Linked DNA regions of Homo sapiens: all the other regions are linked to region 1. The links are chromatin loops, found by intact Hi-C in ENCODE. Cell type or tissue: heart right ventricle. All regions are shown on one strand. Each heading gives the region's core, and the rest is flanking DNA. Links, peaks and the distances in the headings are about the cores only. Region 1 overlaps ACTG2 (actin gamma 2, smooth muscle). Region 2 overlaps DGUOK-AS1 (DGUOK antisense RNA 1). Region 3 overlaps STAMBP (STAM binding protein).

Evidence for each region. Peaks named below come from ENCODE experiments on the same cell type or tissue, not always from the same donor. Only the 100,000 strongest peaks of a DNase experiment are listed, where the experiment ranks them.
Region 2: a loop joins it to region 1, with 1.9 times the contacts of the local background. A loop is called at or near these places in 68 of 110 quality-filtered maps.
Region 3: a loop joins it to region 1, with 2.1 times the contacts of the local background. A loop is called at or near these places in 33 of 110 quality-filtered maps.

What each region holds. Positions count from the first base shown.
Region 1 is chr2:73,917,412-73,924,599 of GRCh38, reverse strand. ACTG2 (actin gamma 2, smooth muscle) reads right to left here. Exons shown (of 9, transcript NM_001615.4): 9 at 4,735-5,168. The coding sequence ends at 5,025. Among named protein-coding and RNA genes, the nearest start is that of DGUOK, 5.9 kb to the left of the region's middle. In heart right ventricle, for the core only: a CTCF peak has its summit at 3,226 (motif pointing left); no DNase peak of the experiment used is centred there; H3K27me3 peaks cover 1,397 bases.
Region 2 is chr2:73,967,462-73,974,649 of GRCh38, reverse strand. All of the region lies in intron 1 of DGUOK-AS1 (DGUOK antisense RNA 1), which reads left to right. It also overlaps the pseudogene RNA5SP97. Among named protein-coding and RNA genes, the nearest start is that of DGUOK-AS1, 10 kb to the left of the region's middle. RefSeq lists an enhancer at 3,439-3,608. In heart right ventricle, for the core only: no CTCF peak of the experiment used is centred there; a DNase peak (open chromatin) is centred at 3,459; H3K4me3 peaks cover 743 bases; H3K27ac peaks cover 1,210 bases.
Region 3 is chr2:73,835,421-73,837,920 of GRCh38, reverse strand. All of the region lies in intron 2 of STAMBP (STAM binding protein), which reads right to left. The region is part of intron 2 of LOC112268419 (a long non-coding RNA gene); the gene reads left to right. Among named protein-coding and RNA genes, the nearest start is that of STAMBP, 7.7 kb to the right of the region's middle. In heart right ventricle, for the core only: no CTCF peak of the experiment used is centred there; a DNase peak (open chromatin) is centred at 1,191.

The sequences.
Region 1 (7,188 bases), core at 2,241-4,740:
AAAAAAAAAAAAAAAAAAATTATGGTAAAGCATAGTATGTAGTGAGGAAAAGAGGATGTGTTGTGCAGTGAGGAAAAGAGGATGTGTTGTAAGTGTACAGTTCAATGAAGTTTTCACAAATGGAATGACTGTTACCTGGATTCAGATCAAGAAACAGCATTATCCGCATCTCCAGAATCCCCCATATTCGTTGCCAGTTACTATCCCTCAAAGATAACCATTAGCCTGACTTCAACAGTAGAGATTAGTTTTGCGTTTTCTTTATATAAATGGAATTATATAGTAAATACTTCTTTTATTTAACATATCTGTGAGATTCATCCAGGTTGAATGTATTAGTTGTAGTTCACTCATTCTCATTGCTGTATAGTATTCCACAATGTCACTATACCACAATGTACTCGGAAGTTTCTAGATTTGAGCCATAATGAATAGTGTTGCGGTAAATATTCTTGTACATGTCTTTTGGTAAAAAGAAGTATGCATTTCTCTTGGGTGTATAAGTAAGACTGGAACTGCTGTGTAATAAGTTACATATATATGCTCAGCTTTGATAGATATTCCCAAATAGTAGATAGTTCCACAGTGTTTGTTCTAGTTGACATTGCCATCATCAGTGAGAGAGAGTTCTGGTTTTCCCACATTCTTACCAACAGTTGATATTGTCAGCTTTTTAAATTTTATCCATTTTGCTGTGTGTAATTATAACTTATTGTGGTTTTAATTTGCATTTTCCTGCTGATTAATGAAGTCAAACATCTTTTTGTATGTTTATTGGTCATTTCAGTATCCTCTGTTGAAGTCTTATGTCCATTTTTCTATTGGTTGTCTTTTGCTTGTCTTATTCTTCAAATATTCTGGATGAGTCCTTTGTGAATATTTTATCTCTGTGGTTTGCTTCTTTTCTTTTCTTTTCTTTTCTTTTCTTTTCTTTTCTTTTCTTTTCTTTTCTTTTCTTGTGTTGAGACAGAGTCTCTTGCCCAGGCTGGAGTGCAGTGGGGCAATCTTGGCTCACTGCAACCTCCATCTCCTAGATTCAAGCGATTCTCATGCTTCAGCCTCCCAAGTAGCTGGGATTACAGGCATGTGCCATGCCCGACTAATTTTTTGTATTTTTAGTAGAGACGGGGTTTTGCTATGTTGGCCTGGCTGCTCTTGAGCTCCTGGCCTCAAGTTATCCACCCACCTCTGCCTCCCAAAGTGCTGGGATTACAGGTATGAGCCACAGCACCCAGCCTCTAAAAACATTCAAAATTTTTTTGATGTAGAGTGTAATGTAAGAAACTAAAATATCTTTTGCCTAAGTTGCCTGTCAGTTATCTTAATTCATTAGTAATAATCTTTCTACCCCCCTTTAGTTATCTATGCTTGTTTTGTTAAATGTTTTTTATTTATTTAGGTCCCAATTCCAAATTCCCAGAAGGGAGAATCTGATTGGCCCAGCTGTGTTCAGGTATCTAATCATGGTTCAATCAGCTGTGGCCAAGGAAGAGGGTTGGGGCCCCACTTTTGCACATGAGGAAGTACAATTAAGGGGATCTTCATGAGGAAAGAAGACACCCCAAAGAGGTGGTGATCATTTCCTCTTCGAAGCAGTAAACACGGAGTTTTCATCCCATTTGGGTGCTAGCCAGAAGACTGAAAGTAGTGGCATATTGGTGAGTAGAATTACCTCCCCCTTACCTGGGAGAACGAGGCCACTTCCTGCCCCTGGGCGATTTTGTCCTGGGCAAAATGTTGTCCTGCAAGAACTCTAGTCATTCAGCATCCATTCATTCATCCAATATTTGCTGAGCATCTACTGCATGCCAGACACTCTGCTTAGTCCTTGAAGTGCAGCTCTGAAGGATTTACTATTTTTCCAGTGTTTCTAAATGCTACCGTATACATAAAATACTGACCAATATTATTTAAAATGTCATGCAGCCATTAAAAAAGGGAGATAAACATACAAAAATGTGGCCCAAACTTTATTCTGCAGCCTGGACTTTTAGCCAGCTATATCTCACCTACTTTGAAGATTTTATAATGTGCTGGATTGTGCTAAATCGATTTGGTTAAATTGGAAAGTACACTTCCAGAACGCCCTACCAACAAGGCTCTGAGTTAGAGTTGGCCAAAAGAGGACCTGGGGTGAGATTTGGAAGGCAGAGTGGGAGTGTCAGCCATTCCTCTGTGGAAATCTTCTAGTCAGATGCTATGACAGACAGAGGTGCCCAGCAGATAGGTTTCACCTAGTCCTCCACCCATTTGTGACTCCTCTTGGAGTATCCCACAGTTCCTTGCAGACTTTCACTTTTCCAGCTCCTTCAGTCTTTGGGGAAAGTGTCATTCCTGTAATAAAGCCCTTATTCCCATAATACCCATAATGGCTCTGCTCCCCTGAATGAACTGTATTGATACACCTAATCATAAAGGGAGACGTATCAAAAGGTGGTTAACAGTGTGGGCTCTGGATTCCAGTGACCTGGGGGTGAGGATTAAGAGAGAGAATCCACCTGCCACACCTGCCACACAGTTACCACCCAATAGACATTATATAACACATAATAAGTAATGGCTGCCTTCTTAGGCCCTCAGTGCCTGGGACATTGTTTCTCTCTCTCTCTCTCTGATAGGGTCTCGCTTGTCAGAGGCTGGTTTGAATTAGGCTCAAAGGATCTTCCCACCCCAGCGTCCCAAGTAGCTGGGATTACTGGTGTGAACCATCACACCTGACTTTTGTCGATCTTTAATAGACTTCCAGTTGGATTTCCACTTTCCTCAAGCCACTGTCCCTCTCTCTGTCAGTGGATAACTCCATATCCATTGAAGAATCTAGGTCAGCATTTTTTAAACTTGAAATAGAGTAAGACTGGAGTAGGGGTGGAAGGATGGGGAAGGGAGGTCAGATGGGTGCGGGGGGTTTGTGGGAACAGTCTGGGCAGCCTGCCCTTCTCCATGTGGAGGTCCGGATGCCCCTCTATAGCGCAGTGTCGGTGCCCTACATCTCAGATCGCTCCCGCCTCCTCCTGTGCCTTCTCTTCCAGCAACCAGAGCCTGCAGCTCTTCTTTGGAGGAGGCCTTTGCCGATACAGGTGGAAAGCCTAGGACTTCAGTCCTCCCAGGGAGCGCCCTCACCAACCACTGGCAGGTGGGACTGTGAAAGCCTGGCTCCCTGTCCTTCACCAGGCTAACCTTAGACTCCAGAGCTCCCAGTGGGCGGGGCCAGGCTGAAGCTGCCCTCTCCAGGACATTATCTGCAATTACCCCCTTGACAGATTTCCTCCCCTTTCCTCTTCTGCGCCCCCCTCCCCCGCACTCTGCTTACCAGCTGTCCTCAGAGCACTTCTTTAATAAGTCGTTTGCAGGGAATCCTCATTTCAGGGTCTGCTTCTGGTCCTCACACAGAAATCCCCTAAGGGCTTATGAAAGCCGCTCCTCCATCCCACCCCACCCACAGAGATCAAGTGCTGGGAGGGTGAAAGGAATGTCTGGCATTGAAGTGTCTGCGCTTAACCACTGGACTCCACTGTCTCCAAATGGGTATGTCTGGGAAGCTTCATGGACCAGGTGGGATCTGATGGGGGCACGAAGGCTGGGACTTTGCTAGGTGGGGAGGTGAAAGGTGCACCAGCCCAATGTGAGGATCTAGTTCTAAGGTGAACTAGCTGGGTGACCTAGTAACCAGTAAACTAGCTATAAAATGGGAAATGATGCTAGTACCTGCCTCATAGGGTTGTGGTGAGGATTAATTGAGGAAATCCATGCAAAACTCTTAACCTGGCCTGAATACATGTTAGCTATTATTATCATCCCTTATTTTCTCATAGTACTTTTAGGCGCTTGTTTCACTTCGTGTCACTGTCTTGTATGCATGTGTCTATCTCTGCCTGTATGCAGTGAGACCCTAATGGGCAGGAATCATCTTTGTTGGAAACATAAATCCCTTGTGGCCTTACCCGGCAATTCCAGATGCCAAAAATTCAGTAAATACTTGTAAAATTAAACAAAATTAACCTAGTGGGTAGGGAGGAAATTGATAAAGAGGGGAGGAGGAGGAGGAGGAGGAGGAGGAGGAGGAGGAACAGGAGAGGGAGGGAGAGAAAATGTCCTTCCTAACGATGCTACTCCTTTCTTAATTAATTTTGGGGCAAAATACAACCTGGCCAGGCGCGGTGGCTCACACTTGTAATCCCAGCACTTTGGGAGGCCAAGGTGGGCAGATCACCTGAGGTCAGGAGTTCAAGACCAGACTGGCCAACATGGTGAAACCCCATCTCTACTAAAAATACAAAAATTAGCCAGGCGTGGTGGCGCATGCCTGTAATCCCAGCTACTCAGGAGGCTGAGGCAGGAGAATCACTTGAACCCAGGAGGCAGAGGTTGCAGTGAGCCAAGATCGTACCACTGCACCACAACCTGGGCAAGAGTGAGACTCTGTCTCAAAAAAAAAACAAAAAAAAATACAGCCTAATCCTCAATGACAACCTCATAGAGATCATAGAGATCTTAAGCCCACGGTGACCCTCCTTCACGTGAGTGACAGTAACATTGTATGTGAACTCTTCATGTCACATCCCATAAGCCTATGTCACGACTGCGTTCATATTCCCTAGTGAACTGCCCTAGAGCACAAGGACTTACATCACTGAAAGTCTGTGTTTCTACCCCCATCCCAAGAGTCATCTAGCCTCATTCTTACTTATATTCAAGGAAAAGAAAACAAGATGACACAGTAGAAGGAGCACTAGCTTTGCAGTCAGATACTTGAATTTTAATCTGGAATCTGTGTGATCTTCGCAAGTCCTTGACTTCTCTGAGCCTCAATTTCCTCATCTGTAATATGGGTATAATGATAGCACCTACCTTACAGCACTATTGCATGGATTAAAAGTAATGTGTGAAAAGTCCTTAGCACTGTGTATGAGACATAGCCCAGGAAAAAAGAGCCCCACACAGAGAAGTAAGGCTTGTAGGTTTTAATGTTTCATGACTGGTAACAGAGTAGTCTCGAGGGGATCCTTGGAGAACCTGTTCTGACTTTAGAAGCACTTCCTGTGGACAATGGAGGGCCCTGCCTCATCATACTCAGGCTTGCTGATCCACATCTGCTGGAAGGTGGAGAGAGAGGCCAGGATAGAGCCCCCGATCCAGACTGAGTACTTCCGCTCTGGGGGAGCAATAATCTGCAAAGAACAAATGTGGTGAATCATGATCAGTCCCCAAGGGAATAAGCAAGGTGGTCCAAAAATCTACTTATCCCAGAAAAGGGGAGCCCCATGGTCAGAAAAGAACAGGAGAAACATTGTGATAGATTAGATTATTGCTCAAAACCTTCACTTCCCCCCTCTTCCCTTATTCCTTCCATGGGAAGAGTGCACTGCTCCCTGTAAGGCTGGGCATTGTGTTTGCTTTGACCAATGGGATATTAGCAGACATAACACAAACAGGGGCTTGAAATATGCTTGTGTACTTGGGCATGTTCTCTTGCTCTGCCATGTGCATGAGAAGAGCTGCCCCTGGGAAGCAGCTAGCCCTTCAGCCTGGGCCCATTAATGAGAAATATGGACTTGACCTGAGCTGGCTGGACCTGCAGTTAATTCAGAGCCACTTACTTAGCCAAGCCTGACCTTGATCAGCTAACTTCCAGGTGATGCGCAGATGCACGAGTAATAAATGCTCATTGTTAGGTGCCCCTGAGATTCCACGGTTGTTTGTTACTTGGCAATAGCTGACCAATACAAATATCTATAAGGGGAACCTTGTTCTGTTCTTGCCTGGAGTTTGGAAGCATGGGCAGGTTGGGCTGGGCTTCCTCCATGCCTGAGTATAAACCAGTCTACCCAAACCCTGTTTTGAGCTATCTGTCATCAGCCAATTATATCTCAGAAGTCCTCAAATTTATATCTACATTGTTCATGCTTTCCACTAGGAATCCTGGGCTTAGCTTTTAGAAATTGATTGTCAGGTCAAACAACTTTGAACTCTACTTCAAAGGGGATCCAGAAGGACTATGATTCTTCAACTAGTTTTCCAGTTTTGGAAGGGTCTAAGAATTCAGTGCTAGAGCAAACCAGATAATAAATTGATTTTTTTTGTTGCCGTAGAATCTCTTTACATATTCCCTAAATCACAGAGATCATGGAATTGTAGAATAAGAAGGATCTTTAGAAGTTATTTTATTATCCAGGCAGACAAAAGTCACACAAATGCTCCTTGAACAGATTATTTCAAGGACTGGGAATGCACAGCCACTAGCAAGGTAACAAATTTTATTGTTGGACACTTCTCATGAGAAAACTCTGGCTTCTCTTAGGTTGGTGGTCCTAAATATAAGCCCTACCCCCACCCCAAATCTGTTCTTCTGTGTCCTTGAGACTTGCCTCATCTCCCCCAGTTCCCCTATAACAAATCCTGCTGTCCAATTTGGATAGGTGCTCATATAAGCACACACCTGCCTGGACACATTTGCTCCTTCTATTTCCTCTGCTTAGAGTGTCCTTTCCCTTCCGCTTTTATTTAGATTGTCCTGGTATTGATAATGTTTACTAATTAGATCCTAAACTCCATGAAGGCTGGCACGTACTGTTTAAGTCAGAGCTGTGGCTCATGAATTGGGAAATGCATCAGATCACTGGTGGTTGTTTATCAGTGTAGGTGATGGGGGAGCAATTCAGACTTGTTGGACCAGAATCTGGGAGTGAGGCTAGGCGTGGTATACTGACACACAGTCCTGGTAAAAAGCCCCTGCCCCAGGCCTGGCACAGCTCTCCACAGGACAGGCCTCAGTAATGCACCATTCCTGTGGCTCTGGGTGAGAAGAGCCCACAGGTTCTCACCAGTTTCCTGCTGGTTTGCTCCATTTCTCTGTGATGAACACCATCTGTTAGGCAGGGGGAAGGCCCGGGGCAGCCTTCCTTCATGAAGGTTCTTAGAATATTGACTGAGAACACATTTCCTTACATCAGGCCTACTCCCCAGAGACCAGCTTTATTGTGAGACTTTGTAACTTTCAACCAATGTGATATTTCTATTCCCAACTCTTTCTCTAAAGCTGTTAGCAGCAAAGTTCCTAGAAGGAGCTAAAAATGTCTGTGTGACTGCTTGGAGACCAGAGGCAGAAGAGAAGCTCCCATCCTGCAGATGCCCAGGAGGCGAGAGGCCCTGTTGGGAGGCAGTATGGGGAAGGGCATGGCCAAGATGGGA
Region 2 (7,188 bases), core at 1,910-4,409, 50 kb before region 1:
TAAACTGAGGAAAAATATTTACAAAACAAATGAACAGGAAAGGTGTTATATACTTAGTAGGTAAGAAAAGATGGACACTCAAAAGGGAACAAAAAGGCAAAGGATGTGAACATTCACAAAAGAAGGAATGCAAATGGCCAATAAAGACATAAAATGTCCAGGCCCGGCATGGTGGCTCAAGCCTGTAATCCCAGAACTTTGGGAGGCCGACGTGGGCAGATCACCTGAGGTCAGGAATTCGCGACCAGCCTGGCCAACATGGTTAAACGAAACCCTGTCTCTACTAAAGAAAAATACAAAAATTAGCCAGGCATGGTGGTGTTCCCCTGTAATTCCAGTTACTCGGGAGGCTGAGGCTGGAGAACTGCCTGAGCCTGAGAGGTGGAGGTTGCAGTGAGCCAAGATTGTGCCACTGCACTCCAGCCTGGGCCACAGAGCAAGATTCCATCTGAAAAATAAAATAAAATAAAATAAAAACTTTATTAATTAATAACTATAGCAAACTGGCAGATCACAAAATAGAAATACTCAGTTTTGCAAAGACTATAAGGATCTAAGTACAAGGATCTTCTTGGAGGACTTATAACAGCAAAAAAAATTAAATTAAAATAAACTTAAATGTTCACATTAAAGAATGATTAAGGCCAGGTCCATGGCTCACACCTGTAATTGCCACACTTTGGGAGGTCAAGGCATGAGGATCACTCAAGCCCAGGAGTTTGAGACCAGTCTGGGTGACATAGGGAGACCCCATCTCTACAAGAAAAAAAAAAGAAAAAGAAAAAGAAAAAAAAATTAGCTGGACATGGTGGGTGTGCCTGTGGTCCCAGCTGCTCTGGAGGCTGAGATGAGAGGATTTTTTGAGCTCAGGAAATTGAGGCTACAGTGAGCCATGATTGTGCCATTGCATTCCAGCCTGGGTGACAGAGCAAAATACTGTCTCAAAAAAATTACATAAAATATACACGAGGATTGGAAGCAAATATATCAAAATATAAACATTGGGTCTCTGGATTATTTTTGTTTTTTTCTTAATACCTGTTTTCCCTAAAATTTCTACAACAAAGAGGTAGTAGCATTCCTATCATTGAAAAATAGAGAATTATGTTTGAAAAAGAAGACAAGTGGACCATCAATGCCTTTAAGTAGGTCTTTGAGAGAGAAGGAAGCAAATTCTGATAATTCTCTAATAGAATGACCAAGACTTTTCACAGAGGAATCACTTGGAGAACTTGAGGAATACCAATGCCAAGGCCCCACTTCCAGAGATTCTGGTCGTATGGACCTGGTGCCCACCCCATGGGGTCTTTGGCAATGTCAGGTCATGCCCCGAGGCGTGGGGACTCCAATGTGAAGCCAGGCTGGGAACAACTGCTTGCAGGAGTGATCAGGAGTTTTGGAGTTTAGGATCCTGTGGCCTGTTGGAGGAGCTGCTGCAGGAGGAACGGCAAGACCTGGTTTCAAGCCTAGTAAGTGGTCCTTTAGGCACATAATTTAAGTGAATCTTTGTGTGTCTATCTGTAAAATGAGAATATTTAATGTCTACCACAAGAGTTGTGGCTTCGAGGAGAGGATAAATGAGGAAGTAGTGTGTGAAATAGAAAGCATATACAAATGTACTCTTGTTAGAACCTGGAAATTCAGACTATAGCAATGACTTTTGATCAGTGGAATATCCTTGACAACACTGGGGCAGATGCAAATAAGCAGGTTTGTTTCAAAACTGTCCATCCTATAATTTGATTTGATTTGCAGATCTTTTAGGCAGGTGCTCTCAAACGTGGATGCCTGGGGCAGTCCTAGCCAGAGGGCTCATGAGCAGGGGACAGCAGCCAATAGATCTGGGTTGGTTCAGATCATTTGGTCGTTCCTGCTTTGAAAAGTGGCTGGTCTCCAGGAGTCAAAACCTTGTTCTCCTGACAATGTGCCTTTGCACTTTTAACAAACACACCAGAATGTCTACTTCCAAATAAATATTCTTATCTAAATTGTTTCCTTGTGAGGTTGTATTACCATAGCTTAAAATGTCTTGGGAATTCCTCGTTTGAGATTGCCTTTATCTAAGCTACATCTCTTTTTTCTGAGTATTTTCAATCAGTGAATTTATTCTCCATCCTCTGAAGAAGAGCTTAATTTTAGAAAGCAGCCAAAAATATCTTTCAGAACCAAACCTGGTGATTAAGGTGGTAGTCTAACCTAGGTAAGACATTTTATTTTTTAAGTAGAAAGGTCACTTGTAAGGTACATGTGTATCTGTCTTGCTACTCACTGTACTCTGTGCCTGACATACAGACACTCAGTGTGTTCTTGTTGAATGATGAACAGAGCCTGGCTCTACTGGGACCCATAAACTGGCTCCAAAGGCAACTCCGAAGAGGTTTTTGAGCAACGCCAGCCTATTTGGCAATAATAATTTTTAGCCTGTATGTTGATTAGAAGTCAGTCCCTTTCCTTTATAAGTATTCTACATCTATACCTTATGCATTTGATCAAGGAGAAACTGTGGTAGTTCCTTGTACCTTACTGAGGCTAATGCTGGACTTAGTCTTCTAAAGCAAGCACTAATCAGTGACATTGGACAAATCCAGGCATTTTTGGAATTATTTTGCATGCCAACCCAAACCACAGAACATCTGAGCATGTGGTGGGTTAACAAGGACAATGCCTGAAACCCAACTCACTTTTTCACACAATGATTTCAAGATGCTGACATTTGAGGTGTACAGAGTTAAGCAGCTCATAGGCAGGGCAGCAAGCACTGGCTTGAGTGTCAGGACACCCGGGCTATTCCAGCTCTGCTGCTAACTAGCTGTGTCTGCTTGGGAAAAACGTGTCTTACACACTCCCATCTGTACAAACACACCCTTAGTCTTTATTTACGTACCTATACAATGATCTAGCACCATTAAAATCATCATTCTAAACTGAAAAAAGGCAGACAACAGTAGACACCCCACCGGCAAGGTCTGCCCAAGTACTGGGGAGATTTTTGGTGCTGCAAAAACCAGTTTGAGGCCGGGCTCCGTGGCTCACACCTGTAATCCCAGCACTTTGGGAGGCCGAGGCGGGTGGATTGCTTAAGGTCAGGAGTATGAGACCAGCCTGACCGACGTGGTGAAACCCTGTCTCTACTAAAACTACAAAATTAGCCGGGTGTTGTGGCGCATGCCTGTAATCCCAGCTACTCTGGAGGCTGAGGTGGGAGAATCACTTGAACCTGGGAGGAGGAGATTGCAGTGAGCTGAGATCGCACCACTGCACTCCAGCCTGGGTGAGAAAGCGAGACTCCATCTCAAAAAAAAAAAAGCCAACAACAACCACCACCACCACAAAAAAAACCCAGTTTGAGCAGAGAGAAAGTCTCTGCTCTGAAGGAGAAAAAAAGCCAAAGATGAAGCTCACTGCTGCTGGCACTGAAACTGAAGGGAACACGCAGGTCATCTGAGGTCAAGTTCAGGGCATGCAGCCAGCCACCAGGCAGGAAGGAAGCAGAGTGAATGCCTGCCTGCTCTCCCAGCCCTCCACCTTCTGAGCAGAAGTCCCACACCGGTCCCCTTTGCTGGGTCTCCCAAGGGACCTCAGAGACTCCTTCCAGACCCGGGCATTTGGGCTCTGGCCTCAAAGATACAGCCTACGTAGAAATGCTGAAAGAAACAGATAAGACAACAGTGTGAGCAATGGAGGCTTGGCTGGCCTGGCTTGTCTTTGCCAAGCACTCTATTTAAAACATTTGAGCATTTCTTGCCTGCTATTGCCCTCTACTCTAGCCTTGCGGTCTCCCTGCCCAACCCCACCCCCTCACAGGCTCTTTTCTTAGCTCCCTGCCTTTGCTTATGGTGTTTACTCCAAATCACCCTCAACCCAGTCTTGCTCTAAAAATCCTACTTCACTTAATGCCCAGCTAGAATGCCATGTAATCCAGGAAGCTCCTTAGCTGGAAGCAGCACTCATTTTGGTCCACAGTGGTATCACGCTTAGGGGCATGAGGTCTGATCCCACAAGGACCTCGACGCACCCCACCCTTCACCATCACATCCTGTGTGTTCCTTCCTTTGCCCATGCTGCTCCCCTGCTTGGACCGTCCTTCCCACCCTACCTGCCCGAATGGTCCTCACCTCACCCTTCAAGGCTCAGCTCAGCTGTACTTTGTGAAGCACTCACCAGCTCTTTCTTTCTCTCCACTCACATGCACCTACCAGTTCCATTTACTGAGTGGCTACTCTGCCCAGAAGTTTGTCTACAATATTTCTAATTCTTGGTACCACTTGAAAAATAGTTGCAAAATTAGTTTCATTTTCAGATTTAAGGAAAACAGAAGCTCAGAGAGGCAAGTTGTCCAAGTTGCGCTGCTGGTGAGTGGCCCAGCCAGGATTTGGAACCAGATTTGTGTGATGTCTAAACCCAAGTCCTCCATGTACTCCATGCTGCTTATTCATTCATAAGGTGGATATTTTAAGCAGGAGACTGTCAGGACCTTAAAGATGGTCTTCCTTGCTTTCAAAGCAAGGGACCTAAAATATAGAGATGTTCAGTGACTTGCCCAGGGTGATACAGTTTCTCCCAATCCCCTTCTCTGATTCCTCCCATGTGCCAGCGCTGGTGGCCAGGGAACTATCTATCACTGCAGAGGCTGTCCAGTACCAGGTAACGTTTGTCCGGGGTCCCCAGTCGTAAGCCATGGGGCACACACCTGCACTGCAAGCAGGGCCCCAAATTAGGCAAGAGAGAATGTTGCAACAAGCTCAGAGCCACAGGATATATTAGCACAATTGTATACAATGATAAAATCCTAAACAGTGGCTTCAAAGTTTATAGCTTTCTGGCCAGGCATGGTGGTGGCACATGCCTGTAATCCCAGCTACTCGGGAGGCTGAGGCAGTAGAATAGCTTGAAACCAGGAGGTGTAGGTTGCAGTGAGCTGAGATTGCACCACTGCACTCCAGCCTCGGTGACAGAGCAAGGTTCTGTCTCAAAAAAAACAAAACAAAAGTAGTTTACAGCTTTCTCATGTAGAAGTCTGAGGAGAGAGTCCAGGGCTAAAGTTGCAGTTCTGTGAAGTCAGGGCCTGAGGCTTCTTCTGTCTTTTGCAATTCTCTCTTTATGAGGCACTTCATGATTCAAAGTGGCCTCCAGGATCATGGGGGAGGGGGTGGCTCTGAGGGCAGAATCAAAGGGCTCATCATCATCATCTATTTCTACCATCCGTTCTAAGGATCTTACAGTCACGTAATCTAGTCCAGAGTCAGAGAGGCTGCTCAGAGCCCACCTGCAGCTGGCCTGGGTCTTAGCGAGTACGTAGCTAAGTATGTTAGCAAGTATGTTGCTCGCAGCATGGAGGGGTAAGGGTGTGGGAGGTGTTTCATTGCTTAGTGCAAGGGGTCTTTCTCAGGCTCAGCCTGCGTCCCTTTTTCTTCTTTCTTCCTGCTTTCCATTTGTCCAGTATCTATTGAATTACCCACTCCCATGTGCCAGGCACTGGAGATACAAAGTGGGATAAGACATAAGCCATGCTCTAATAAAGAGACAAAGAGATGATTTTAGACCAGGCATGGTGGCTCACACCTGTAATCCTAGCACTTTGGGAGGCTGAGGCGAGTGGATCACCTGAGGTCAGGAGTTTGAGACCAGCCTGGCCAACATGGCAAAACCCCATCTCTACTAAAAATACAAAAATTAGGCGGGCATGGTGGCGGGCACCTGTAATCCCAGCTACTCTGGAAGCTAAGGCAGAAGAATCACTTGAACCCAGGGGGTGGAGGTTGTACTAAGTCGAGATCACACCACTTCACCACTCCAGCCTGGGCGATGAGTGAGATGCCGTCTCAAAAAAAAAAAAAAAAAAAAAAAAAAGACAGAGAGAGATGATTTTAATACTATGTGTAAGAAAAACAGATAAATGCAAAAGGCATTTGACAGGAGCTCGAAGGGAGGTGCCTGACACAGCCAGGGTAGAGTCAGCAGAAGCTTCCTGAAGATGGCAATTGGGGATGCCGAGGGGCTTAGAGGTGAAGGGCACTCCAGGGAGAGCGCACAGCATGAGCAAAAGCAATGAGAGTGTGTGTGTGTGGGGGGGTAGGGCAACCATGAGTTTAATGTAAACACAAGCAGAGGAGGGTTTGGAAGGATGTGTGCTTGCTCAGGGCCCCCGGGGGGCCAAAGGCACATTCTGGAGGCACCTGGTGGCGTTCAAGGCCCTCTGGCTCCTCTGTGGAGTAGGGATTTGGGGAGGCCATAGCAAGAGGCAGAGAGCCTGGGTGGGAGGGCTGGGTTAGGAGTGGAGGTAGGAGAGCAGGCAGATCTGAGAAATGTTAGCGGGAAATTGGTAGCACCAGACATTTGCCTGGCTGCTGGAGATGAGTGACAGAGAGGAGTCAGAGGATCCTAGTTTTCTAGCTGGGTGGCTGGAAGGATGATGGGGTCACTGCTGATATAGAGAATACAGGATCTACTGTCATGCCACCCTGAATGCACCTGATCTCATCTGATCTTGGAAGTTAAGCAGGGTCGGGCCTGGTTAGTATTGGATAAGAGAATAATACAGGGTCTTCTCCCAGAAACCTTTCTTGCCTTGGGGAATACTCCCAGCTTCACAGTAGGATATAACCTTTCCTATGTTGCCTTTTGCATAGCTGATCTTAAAGACATGCACATGGGCCCTTTTCTTTCCTTCCTTCCTTCCTTTTTTTTTTTTTTTTTTTTTTGACAGAGTTTTGCTCTTGTAGCCCAGCCTAGAGTGCAGTAGCAAGATCTCAGCTCACTGCAACCTCCACCTCCCAGGTTCAAGCGATTCTTCTGCCTCAGACTCCCAAGTAGCTGGGATTACAGGTGCATGCAACCACGCCCAGCTAATTGTTTTTGTATTTTTAGCAGAGACAGGGTTTCACCATGTTGGTCAGGCTGGTCTCGAACTCCTGACCTTAAATGATCCACCTGCCTTGGCCTCTGAAAGTGCCAAGAGATTACAGGTGTGAGCCACCATGCACGGCTGGGCCCTTTTCATTTGAAAGATTTTAATTCAAGTGTCCTCAGGAGATGAAGTTCCCTTCACTCTGGTGTAGTGAATGAAATATAGGAACACAGTTTGTACCATGGAGTCTCCAGGCCAAACCAAGCTGGAGTTTCAGCTTAGGTAACAAATGTTACCTAAGCCCAGTGGTTCCTAATGGAAGATTTGGTTCTAGAAAACCC
Region 3 (2,500 bases), core at 1-2,500, 84 kb after region 1:
CCTCCTGCCTCTTGAACCTCCCTTCAAAGAAAGTCTCCCCTATTGACTCTCCCTCCATTAACTAACCTCAGGGCTCAGTCCTAGGCTCCTTCTCTTCTCATTCCCTAGCCTTATTAACAAAGATACTTGATCTTTTATGTTCCATGGATCCTTCTGGCATCTGGTGAAGCCTATGGACCCTTTTCAGAACAATTTTTTTAAGGTATAACTTAAAGTACAAAGGATTACCAAGAATACCCCAATTTTATGGAAAAACAGTTTTCAAAAATTTTAAAAATTGTGATATATTCTTCTGTATTAATGTGTTCTTTTTTTTTTTTTTTTTTTTTTTTTTTTGAGATGGAGTCTCGCTCTGTTGCCCAGGCTGGAGTGCAGTGGCGCGATCTCGGCTCACTGCAAGCTCCGCCTCCCGGGTTCACGCCATTCTCCTGCCTCAGCCTTCTGAGTAGCTGGGACTACAGGCACCTGCCACCATGCCAGGCTTATTTTTTGTATTTTTAGTAGAGATGGGGTTTCACCATGTTAGCCAGGATGGTCTCGATCTCCTGACCTCGTGATCCGCCAGCCTTGGCCTCCCAAAGTGCTGGGATTACAGGCGTGAGCCACTGTGCCCGGCCTAATGTGTTCTTTATCAATGCATTTGATAATGGGATCTAGCTGTAGGTCTAATAATTCTGTACTGTAATTCTGAAGTAGTGATGTTTAGATGCTATTTTGAGATGTCAGCAACAACTGTAATGCAATATGAAAATATCTTGATTTCTACTGGTGACAAAATTACAAATATTACTACTACTGTACTTTGAGGCCTACATTCAAAATGGAAGGAAATGCTAAATTTCAGTCACTGGTTAGAAAAAACAAGAAAAGTTTTTCCTATTCCGGTTCACAGATCCCCTGAATTCTATCAATGAATCTCTGTGAGGTTCCTGGACCCCAGATTAAGAGCCCCTTCACTAGAAAATCTCAGGCATTCTCAGGCCCTTCTCTGCATGCCTCAGGAATCCTGAGCCCCGGGGACCTAGTCCTACAGGGCAGCAGGCCAGGCCTAAGCCTCCATTTCTTCCCCAGCCCCTGGCCCAGGGGTTGAAGTGGAGATGGCAGCCCCTCCCCAGTGTGCATGCACCTCTGCTGGCAGGAGGCCAAGCCTCTGGCCGCAGGGCCTAAGAGCTGGGCTTACTCAAGCTCAGCTGAGGCCACCCTCTGAGCCCCAGGGAGGAAGAAGGCCCTGTTCCCCAGCCGGCGGCCACTGCTCTCCCTCCCAGCCTCTAGTCTCTGACCCTTAGCAGTGCCGGGCCAAGCGGAGTGTTCTCACCAGTCATCTGCAGGCTTTAGCCATCCAGCCCTTTCCCCTGCTCAGGGCTGGGGCTGGACAGGGTCTATTCCTCCCACAGCTCCCTCCTCCACCCCTCACATACACAACTTCTTGGCCCAGCCAAGCAAGTCTAGGCCACAGAATGGCACCAGAGGGGTCTGTGGTCAGCCACCCCACCTTGAGGGCAGCGCGGGCACCACGGGGTGGAGGGGAGGGGGAGGCTGCCGGGAGCCTCCAGATGCTGCCTGCTGGCCTGCAGGAGAGCCCTGCAACAGCTGCTGCTCCTGCCTCGGCAATCGCCTCACCTCCTCCACCCCAGCCCCCATTCGGAGGTTCCGACGACGGGCCAGCCCTTGGCTGCTCACAACTGATTCAGTCTCCCTCCTTCACACGGGGAAAGCACAGCAGGGATGTGTGGAAAGAATGTACCTGTAGATGTGTACATACCACAGTGCTGTAATTTTGTATGTAGCAATCATGTAAATACATGTATGGATTTTATTATATACATATATAAAAATCTCTAAAGGCGTATTTTTAGAAAAACAGCGCACCACTGCTTCTTTTGAAAATAGTCTGAATAAGAATAAAATTAATTTCTACAGCAGAAAAAAAAAAAGAAAAAGAAAATCTCAGCCATTCTCATGACTTCAGAACCATCTGTATGCTGAGGACTCCCTTGTCTGTATTTCCAGCCCAGACCTCAGTCTTCTGAGTTCAGACTGGTACATTCAACCTCCCACTTGACATCTCTACTTGGATATCTCACAGGCATCTCAAATTTTAACATGTCAAAAAAACCCCAAACGTGAACGGTTAAATTCCCCCGCTACCCAGCCCTCTTTAGAGGGCTTTTCCCATCTCAATACATGGACTACCCTATCGTTTAAGTTGTTCAAGGCAGAAACACGACATCAACCTCCGCAGTATCTTTTTTCCTAAGTGATTAGTAAGTCCTATGGACCTGACCTCCAAAATACCAAATCCATCTGTCTCTTTCCATGTTGCCACACTACTTCAAGCCACCAGCCTGCAAGAATTTCCTAACTACTCTCCCTGCCTTCTCTTAACGCTTGCTCCACCATTTACCACACAACTGCCAAAATTTATACTTTAAATATTGATTGGGCATGGAGGCTCACACCTGTAATCCTAGCACTTTGGGAGGCTGAGATGGGAGGATCG